Regions from separate parts of the Homo sapiens genome. Here region 2 is linked to region 1. A link is a loop called in an ENCODE intact Hi-C map of the cell type or tissue named here. Cell type or tissue: Caco-2. All regions are shown on one strand. Links, peaks and the distances in the headings refer to the core of each region. The heading gives the core; the rest is flanking DNA.

Region 1 (4,397 bases), core at 256-4,255:
CGGAGTCTTGCTCTGTCACCCATGCTGGAGTGCAGTGGCACAATCTCAGCTCACTGCAACATCCATCTCCTGGGCTCCAGTGATTCTTCTGCCTCAGCCTCCCAAGTAGCTGGGATTACAGTGCCCACCACCATGCCTGGTTAATTTTTGTATTTTTAGTAGAGACAGGGTTTCACCGTGTTGGCTAGGCTGGTCTTGAACTCCTGACCTTGAGTGATGTGCCTGCTTTGGCGTCCCGAAGTGCTGAGGATTACAGGCTCAAGCCACCACCCCGGCCTATATATTTAAATTATATATAATATAAATAAAGAAATAAATCATATATAATTTAAATATGTATTTATATAAATACATATTTAATAAGTAAATAAATACATAAATAATATTTACATATTTACCGTGTGTACACACTTTATTTCAAATTATATATATTTAAATTATATACATAATATACAAATTATATATATAATTTAAAATACATATATAGTGTGTATATATGGTAAATATATAATGGCAATACATACATATAGATATTTAATTTTACAAATGAGGAAACTGAGGCCCAAAAAGGTAAAGTAAGTTACCCAACATTTCACAGCTAGTAAGCAGGAAAAATAGAATTGAAATTCATGTCCTGTTATACGGCTGCTGCCATGCAACAGATGTATACCCCAAACAACTAAGGACATGAAAACCCTAGAAATACCGTATTTTGGTGTGACCCCAAGAAAAATTGCTGGTATATATCTATTATTCTCCAAGGAAATCAGCCTTAAAGTGAGGCATGCATCTCATCTATCACCAGTTACCTTAATAACCTGATAGAGATCTATAATCCCTAAATTTTAAAATATTTCTTGAATGTATTTGTAGTTCCAATCTGGAATATCTATTGAGATAATAATTACCTTAAGTTTATGACCAGTTGTGTTATTCAGTCATTGCATTTCTATACACCTAAAATGTCTTTCAAATTTCAATGGGCATTCCCCCATTTCTAGTATTCCAAATATGGGGGTGTACATTCTTTATCCATCTTCTCAGGATTTCATAAAATTTGCTCCTTCCTTCTTTCTTGAGAATATTTCTGAGCCTTTCTGAGTCTGTCCTTATTTGCAAGCCTCTTGATTGCAGAAGATGACTCTAAACATTTTGCAGATGAAAAAAAAGATAAAACTTGCCCTACCTGGCCTCTTGCACAAGACTCTGAGGTATCTCCTTTCCCCTCTGGCCTGCAAGTCTGCCTTAGGACACTTGCTGCTCTCTCTCTTCTACTCAAGAAACTGATGATCGGTTAGACTTCAGGTTCTTTCTTGCCCTTCAGGTTTTGTTTTGTTTTGTTTTGTTTTTAGACGGAGTCTCGCTCTGTCGCCCAGGCTGGAGTGCAGTGGCACAATCTTGGCTCACTGCAACCTCTTCTACCCGGGTTCAAGTGATTCTCCTGCCTCAGCCTCCCAAGTAGCTGGGGCTACAGGCACATGCCACCACGCCTAGCTAAATGTTTTTGTACTTTTTTAGTAGAGACGAAGTTTTACCATGTTGGCCAGGCTAGTCTCGAACTCTTGAGTTCAGGTTATCCGCCCGCCTCGGCCTCCCAGAGTGCTGGGATTACAGGCATGAGCCACCGTGCCCAGCCGCCCTTTAGTATTTCACACTGTTAATGGGCCTGAATTTGTTGTACCTTTCTGTTGAGTGGTAATATTTTGGACTTAGTTGTTATATTAAGAAAAAATTCTGAGCAGAATCAAGCAAAGGATGTGGCAGAATGAGAAAATGACCACTTTCTTTGGCATTGGTAGGGCTATGGATTGCAAGTGTGGTGGACATCAGAAACACCTGCAGATTCCTGGGCCCATGATCCCTCCCTGAGGCTCTCTGGAGTGGAGTCCAGATATGTGTGGTTTAACTGGTTTCCCTGGGGTGATTCTGATGTAAGTGGTCAGAAACACCACAAGGGTGTGATGTGTCAAACCAGTCTCTTCTGGAAAGAGGCACTACAGCTTCTCTAAAGCGAGTATTATTCATGACCTCCCACTTGCAGTAGAAAGTCCTAGTTAAAACTGTGAGTAATCTTAGAGGCTCTTATTCTTCTGAATTATCTAAAACAAGAAACTAAACAAAACCAACCAACCACTCATCTAGTCAAATAAATGCTGCCTGAAAGAAGAGCAACAGCTGTTCTTTCTTTTTATCCAGTGATTTGGAGAAAACATTGTAAGTTCTTCTCCATAAAGCAGTAGAAAAAGATGACATGATAAGAGATCCGTGGGCTTTTCCTCCAGAGAGCAAATAGAAAACCCTTGGTTTTTGTCCTGACTGAGAAACGCTTAAACGTCTACATGTACAATCAGATAATCCCTAAAATGCCTTTCCCCTGGTCTAACTCAATTCAGATAACTGTGTTTGTCTGTGAGAAACCCTCAGAGAATATATTCAAGCCAAATGATCTCATGCCTGGATTTTGCAAAACAATATGTGCACAAGACCAGAATTTATGTCATCATCGAATATGTGCCTTTCCCAAATCCAGCCCCGGGATGTTCTTCAACAACATGGCTTCTTTGCCACATCTGAGTCACTTCCTGGGCCTGGATCCAGGACAGCCTGCAGACCCCTGGCCACCAACAAGCCACATAAGGAAGCAGTTCTGTACTATTTCTAGGAATGGCATCTTTTAAAATTATTTTACACTTATCTCACCCATTTTGGTATCCCAGATGGCTTTAAAGGGGAGTTAGCATGGCTGAAGTGATATATTTTTTTCCTCAAAATAATTTTCTGTTGTGCTCAGTTGAGAGAAAAATCAAAAGCGTGCAGTGGTAAAAATGCCTGACAATCCCTGGAGATGCTGAACTAGTCTCTTTGCGGAAAATTCTGGAGATCTGTTTGCTGCCCTGGGGTATTAGCTGCCTTTGCACCTCTGCAGGGGAGATTCAGGTTCCATGTATTCTTTAGGGAGGTCAGAGAAACAGGAAAAGTTGTCCTGGATTGAACTCTCACCTCTGACCACAAACAATTGCTAGGTTGAATCTCCCCTATCCAAAAAGTTTGGAACCAGAGTGTTTTAGATTTTTTATTTTTTTCAGACTTCGGAATTTTTGCATATACATAATGAGATATCTTGGAGATGGGACCTAAGTCTAACCATGAAATTCACTTATGTTTCATATATGCCTTATACATACAACCTGAATGTAAGTTTATAGAATATTTTAAAAATTTTTTGGAAATGAAACGAAGTTTGTATACCCTGAACCATCAGAAAGCAAAGCATCATGTCAGCACTTTAAAAAGTTTAGATTTTGGAGCTTTCTAGATTTTGGATTTCTGGATTAGGGATGCTCAACCTGTAACACTTCTTGGTACTTGTGTGTATTAGACTACGCCTTTGCAGTTGAAGAGCTTTGACTCCGTTTCCCTGGTTGTCACTTCCAGAAGGGCTGCCCTCTATGTGGTGTAATGAGATCTCTCATTGAGGGGAGGAATGAGGAGTTACTGCATGCTCTGCCTCAGAAGAGGAGGCCACAGTTGTCAGGCCTACTCAGCAAAGTGTCCCAGAGGCTGGTCTGCAGTCCCTGCAAGGAGGCATAGCCAACCTGGGGACTGCAGGAGGACATGTCTGGGCCCACACTACCCCACACACTGCCTGCTCCAACGACCTCTTTTGGTTTTAAGATCCAATATGCCACCATTGGAAATTCATTTGAATTGGTAGATCTCCTTTTTGAGAGGTCAAATAAGAATGAACGGGATGGCCTAGAATGCTTTTCCTGTAGCTCTTGTTATCTTACTAACCATGGTCCTATAAAAAATCAGGCAATGACTCCTGCAGAAAGCTGTTCCATTCTGGGATCATTGGTCCTTCTACGAGGCATCCTAGCCTAGTGCTGTGCTGTCACTTCCTGCTTGAGATTAGTATTCTCTGCTGGCCTCCCTGAAGGGAGGACCTGGGTATTGTTCTTTCATCGTTGTGTTTCCACTGGGCCTGACACCTGGTTTACTCTATAAATATTTGTTGAATGAGCCCAGTATCTTTGATTATAAAATGATAAAGTAATTCAGCTATAAAATGATGATGGTAATGATACCTTCCTCAGGGTATTTGTGAGTAGGAGAGGAGATAATCTACGTCAAGTTATTGGCAAACTGTAAAGCTCTATACAAATGGAAGTCTTCAGGATAACTTGCCAGGAAGCGTGAGAGGGGTTCCAGAAGAAGACACAGAAACCTCACCCACTTTCAGGATTTTCCTGAGGCCCATTCTAAGCAACTATATTTAGACCTGCACACAGAACCACACCCAAAAGGACTTTGCTCTGTCTTTCTATCAAGATCTTTGCCCTGAAAGAACCTAACCCCAAAGGTACTCCCAGAGCTTGTCATTTTCTAGAGTGAAT
Region 2 (4,397 bases), core at 292-4,291, 94 kb before region 1:
TCTAGTCCTTCCATGTTCCTCTCCCTGCTTTTATCCTAGCTGCACTGGCAGCTGATTAGATGGTGCCCACCCAGATTGAGTGTGGGCCTGCCTCTCCCAGTCCACTGACTCAAATATTAACCTCCTTCGGCATCACCCTCACAGACACATGCAGGAACAATACTTTGCATGCTTCAATCCAATCAAGTTGATACTCAATATTAACCATCATACTGGCCGATACTAAATATATTGAAATAATTATTATCCTTTGCAGTGACCACTTAAACTTTAAATCCTATTTTTTGTTCAAGTAGAGAATAGTCATACTGTGTATAGACTGGTTCCTGCTGAAAAGCCCTGACCATCCCTGCTACCCAGGTGGATTCAGATGGTATAGAAGTAACCACCACGTCTCTTGTACCTTTGCCCTGGTGCCATGGGAGCCACCGCCAGGATGGCAGAAGAGGAGAGCGGCAACTCCCTGGGCCTGACATCAGGGATTTGTGGCCATCAGGAAGCTGGAGAGATGTTTTCATTCTCAAACTAATTCACCAAAGTCACCAGTCATTGACTGCACTTCAGATATTTCATTTAATCACCTTTATTACTTTTCTGACAATAGAGATAATACATATTACTATTACAATTTTTAAAAATATAGAAAACATAACAAAATTAAACAATCCGTAAACCACCACCTGGAGACAGCCATCGTGAACCTTTACACCCCTGTAACAAGACAGTAATTAAGTGGCCCCTTCCCAGGTTGGTTTTCAAATCCTACTGTGCCCTGCTGAGCCCTCTTAGAGATTCAAGATGGTAGGTAAATGTCAGTCAGTCTTCAGGAAATCTTCCTTTTAATCTCATTAATGAGGTCCAGATGTTCCCAGGATATTGACTCCAAAGGGCCGTGGTTTCACACTCACACCCCACCCTGTGCTCACTCTCCTCCACGGGCCTCAGGAGGGGGCCTGGACACCGAGGGGCCAGTGTGTGATCATTCAGGCCAGCAAGGAAGGGACTCTGCCTCTAGTGCAGACCAGAGCCTTGCAGAGCCAGACAGAGGAGATAAACACGCACGCTCCTCCTTCCTCGGGAAAACAGGTAAACAGGATTTACTGGGCTTTTATTTGCATTAAATGAATCGAAGTTTAGATTTGCCCTTTATGTCAACATTTTATAGGTGAAATCATTCAAGCTCATGCTGTAACATGCACTGGGTGAAGATAAAGGCACCCAAGCCCGGCCAGACCCCAGCAGGGGGTGAGGGGGCATTTGATGAGTCCCTGCTCCCAGGATGCTCACTTGCAGCGGAGCACAAACGTGAGGCTTGGACAGGAGGAGAAGGACCCAGGACAGGATGGGAAAGCAGAGGGGCTCACCAGTCAGAGGAATGCTGCGTGAAGCCCAGCAAGGAAACCTACATTGTCTTAATTTTTGTTTTTTGTTTTTTGGGTTTTTTTTGTTTGTTTTGTTTTGTTTTGTTTTTGAGACGGAGTCTTGCTCTGTCGCCCAGGCTGGAGTGCAGTGGCGCGATCTCTGCTCACTGCAAGCTCCGCCTCCCTGGTTCACGCCATTCTCCTGCCTCAGCCTCCGGAGTAGCTGGGATTACAGGCACCCGCCACCACGCCCGGCTAATTTTTTGTATTTTTAGTAGAGACGGGGTTTCACTGTGTTAGCCAGGATGGTCTTGATCTCCTGACCTCGTGAGCCACCACGCCCGGCCTGTTTTCGTTTTTTACCCACATGAGAGCTGTGAATTCTTTCTGTATAAAGTATTTCTAAAGGCAAAACCTTTGATTAGCATGTACTCTGGATCTGTTAGGGAAGCAGCCGGTTTGGTTTGAAAAGGTTATTTGGACCGGGCGCGGTGGCTCACACCGGTAGTTCCAGCACTTTGGGAGGACGAGGCGGGAAGATCGTTTGTGCCCAGGAGTTTGAGACCAGCCTGGGCAACATGGCGAAACCCTATCTCTACAAAAAATATATGTATAAAAATTAGCCGGGCGTGGTGGTGCATGCCTGTGGTCCCAGCTATTTGGGAGGGTGAAGTGGGAGGATCACTTGAGCCTGGAAGGTCGAGACTGCAGTGAGGTGAGAGTACATCACTGCACTCTGACAGCCTGGATGACAGAGCAAGACTCCATCTCAAAAAAAAATAAGAAAAAATAAAAGGTTACTTGTTGGGGCTTCATAATAGGGCATCTGGTTTTCCTTGGTTCTTAGGCCAGAGCATGAATGAAAGTGTTTGGCTTTAACTCATACAGGTGATGGAAATATGGGGCCCCCCCACATCCAGGACTCCAGGACAAGGATAAGGGTTCGTCTCAGTGGGACCTGCAGTTCTATCACTGAGGTCCACAGATGCTCCTTTCCCGCCCAAAAAAGCAGCTGGAACGCCACAGGCAGCCAGGGCCGGGGGGATGCCAAGCGATCTCAGAGGTTCTGCAGCCCCCCAGCAGCCCCTCCCAGCCCCACCTCAGACCGCTGGGGCCCATGCAGGCCTTTTCGTCAGTGGGGGTCTTACCATGGTGCCTTTCCTTAAATTGATATTCTTTACTTATTCTAGTACTTTAAAGGAATGCTTTTTTATTACCATGATAAAAGAAATACCTCTATCATTGATAATCACAAAAATAGACACAGTAATATGTATTGTTCTTAAACTTGAGCTAGGAACTGTTTCCAGCATGGAAGGAAAGAAAGAGAATAAAGAGTGAATCACTTTTCACTGTAATTCAATGTCGGTAATGTCAGGTGTATGACTTGGCAACACTGCCCTAGAGACAAGGAAATGTTTCTGGGGCAGGCACGCTGGCTCTGATGTGCCCAGGCCCGACGCCTGGTGCTGGGTGGTGCTCCATGGTGACTGGCGACTTCACTTCCTGATGCACTACTCTCCCCTCCGCCTGTCATTTCCTCCAAGAAGAATCACAGCTGCACTTTTTTTTCTAACAGTTTGTTTTGCTCGTGTGCCTGGAGACCCCAAAGCAAGGGAAGAATTCTAAATGAGTGAAATGTATAAACACGATAAGAAATCAACATACACATCCTCTGCGAGACAGTAGAAAATCATAGGATCCAACCAAAGGAAGAAGCCAGGAAAGTCAATAAACAAGTTGGTAGAGATGCAATAGACAGAGATGAAATGTTTAGAAGAAATAAGTCAATACTGAGAGGAGGAAGAAAGAAACAACACGTAAGTTTCTTGGGTTAAGAAGTTCCCTGATTACATCAGTATAGTGTGGGAAGTAAAAGAAAGAACAAAAGAAGTTCCCTGAGTCAGGTTCTGATCCCCTTTCTCTACCTTAATTTCCAAGGTTGTGTGAAAGGAAAAGAAAAACTGGGACCCCAATTCACTATACCAGAAGAAAAAAAAACTAAGCTGAAAGCTGACTCATGCAGAAACTGCCTTTCCTTCTGTTCCTAAGCAGATAAAGCTAAGCTACAGATAAAAGGTTAAATATCTTCACAGGTTCACCTTATCGGTAAAGTGCCAATTTACTGAGCTTGAGACGAATACATAATTGACTATTGTCCTACCTGATCCTTTTTCTTGCAACACGTGGATTTCCATACCCTCCCTCTTTCTTCTCCAGCCTGCTTTTCCCCTTTAATTGTTTTTGTTTTTTGACTGGATCTTGCTCTGTCACCCAGGCTAGAGTGCAGTGGCACGATTTTGGCAAACTACAACCTCTGCCTCCCAGGTTCAAGCAATTCTCCTGCCTTAGCCTCCTGAGTAGCTGGGATTACAGGTGTGCGCCACCATGCCCAGCTAATTTTTGTATTTTTAGTAGAGATGGGGTTTCACCATATTGGCCAGGCTGGTCTCAAACCCCTGACCTCAGGTGATCCACCTGCCTCAGCCTCCGAAAGTGCTGGGATTACAGGCATGAGCCACCACACCCAGCTTCCCCTTTAAATATTGAAGCCATCTCTCAAAATTATCTTTGGAGAAAGGCACAAACCCCAGACCATTTCTTTGATTCCGTGCTTTTTGCTTCTGGGCATGTCCTTAACCTTGGCAAAATAAACTTCTAAATTGATTGAGACCTGTCTCAGATACTTTTTGGTTTACAATTATAATCTATGGTCCCCTAGATCATAAGGGCCCTTCCTATACCCCAGGAAACTCAGTGTTACTAATACCTAGAAATTGCCCCTTTTCTGTCTCATCAGCCAGCCCGTAGCCCCTGGGTGCCCACGTGGCCTCACCTGGCCCCAGTTCACCACAGCCTCTTTGGATTCTGTGGTTTAACTCATCAGATGTGCCATATCTTGCTAATTACAGGAGCAAGGTAAGGAACTAACCTTTACTAAGGATGCATTATTGGCCAGACACTACTGACTCTTACAGTGGCCACTAAACCCTTCACAATAATATCTACTCTTTAGATAAATGTTTTTGCCATTTT

What was found. A loop is a pair of places that touch in the nucleus more often than their neighbours do. Peaks named below come from ENCODE experiments on the same cell type or tissue, not always from the same donor. Only the 100,000 strongest peaks of a DNase experiment are listed, where the experiment ranks them.
Region 2: a loop joins it to region 1, with 2.0 times the contacts of the local background. A loop is called at or near these places in 1 of 110 quality-filtered maps.

The regions. Positions count from the first base shown.
Region 1 is chr5:78,676,046-78,680,442 of GRCh38, reverse strand. All of the region lies in intron 4 of LOC124900191 (a long non-coding RNA gene), which reads left to right. Among named protein-coding and RNA genes, the nearest start is that of LHFPL2, 29 kb to the right of the region's middle. In Caco-2, for the core only: no CTCF peak of the experiment used is centred there; DNase peaks (open chromatin) are centred at 1,222 and 1,872.
Region 2 is chr5:78,770,493-78,774,889 of GRCh38, reverse strand. It overlaps a transcript of LOC124900191 not described here. Among named protein-coding and RNA genes, the nearest start is that of LHFPL2, 120 kb to the right of the region's middle. In Caco-2, for the core only: no CTCF peak of the experiment used is centred there; no DNase peak of the experiment used is centred there.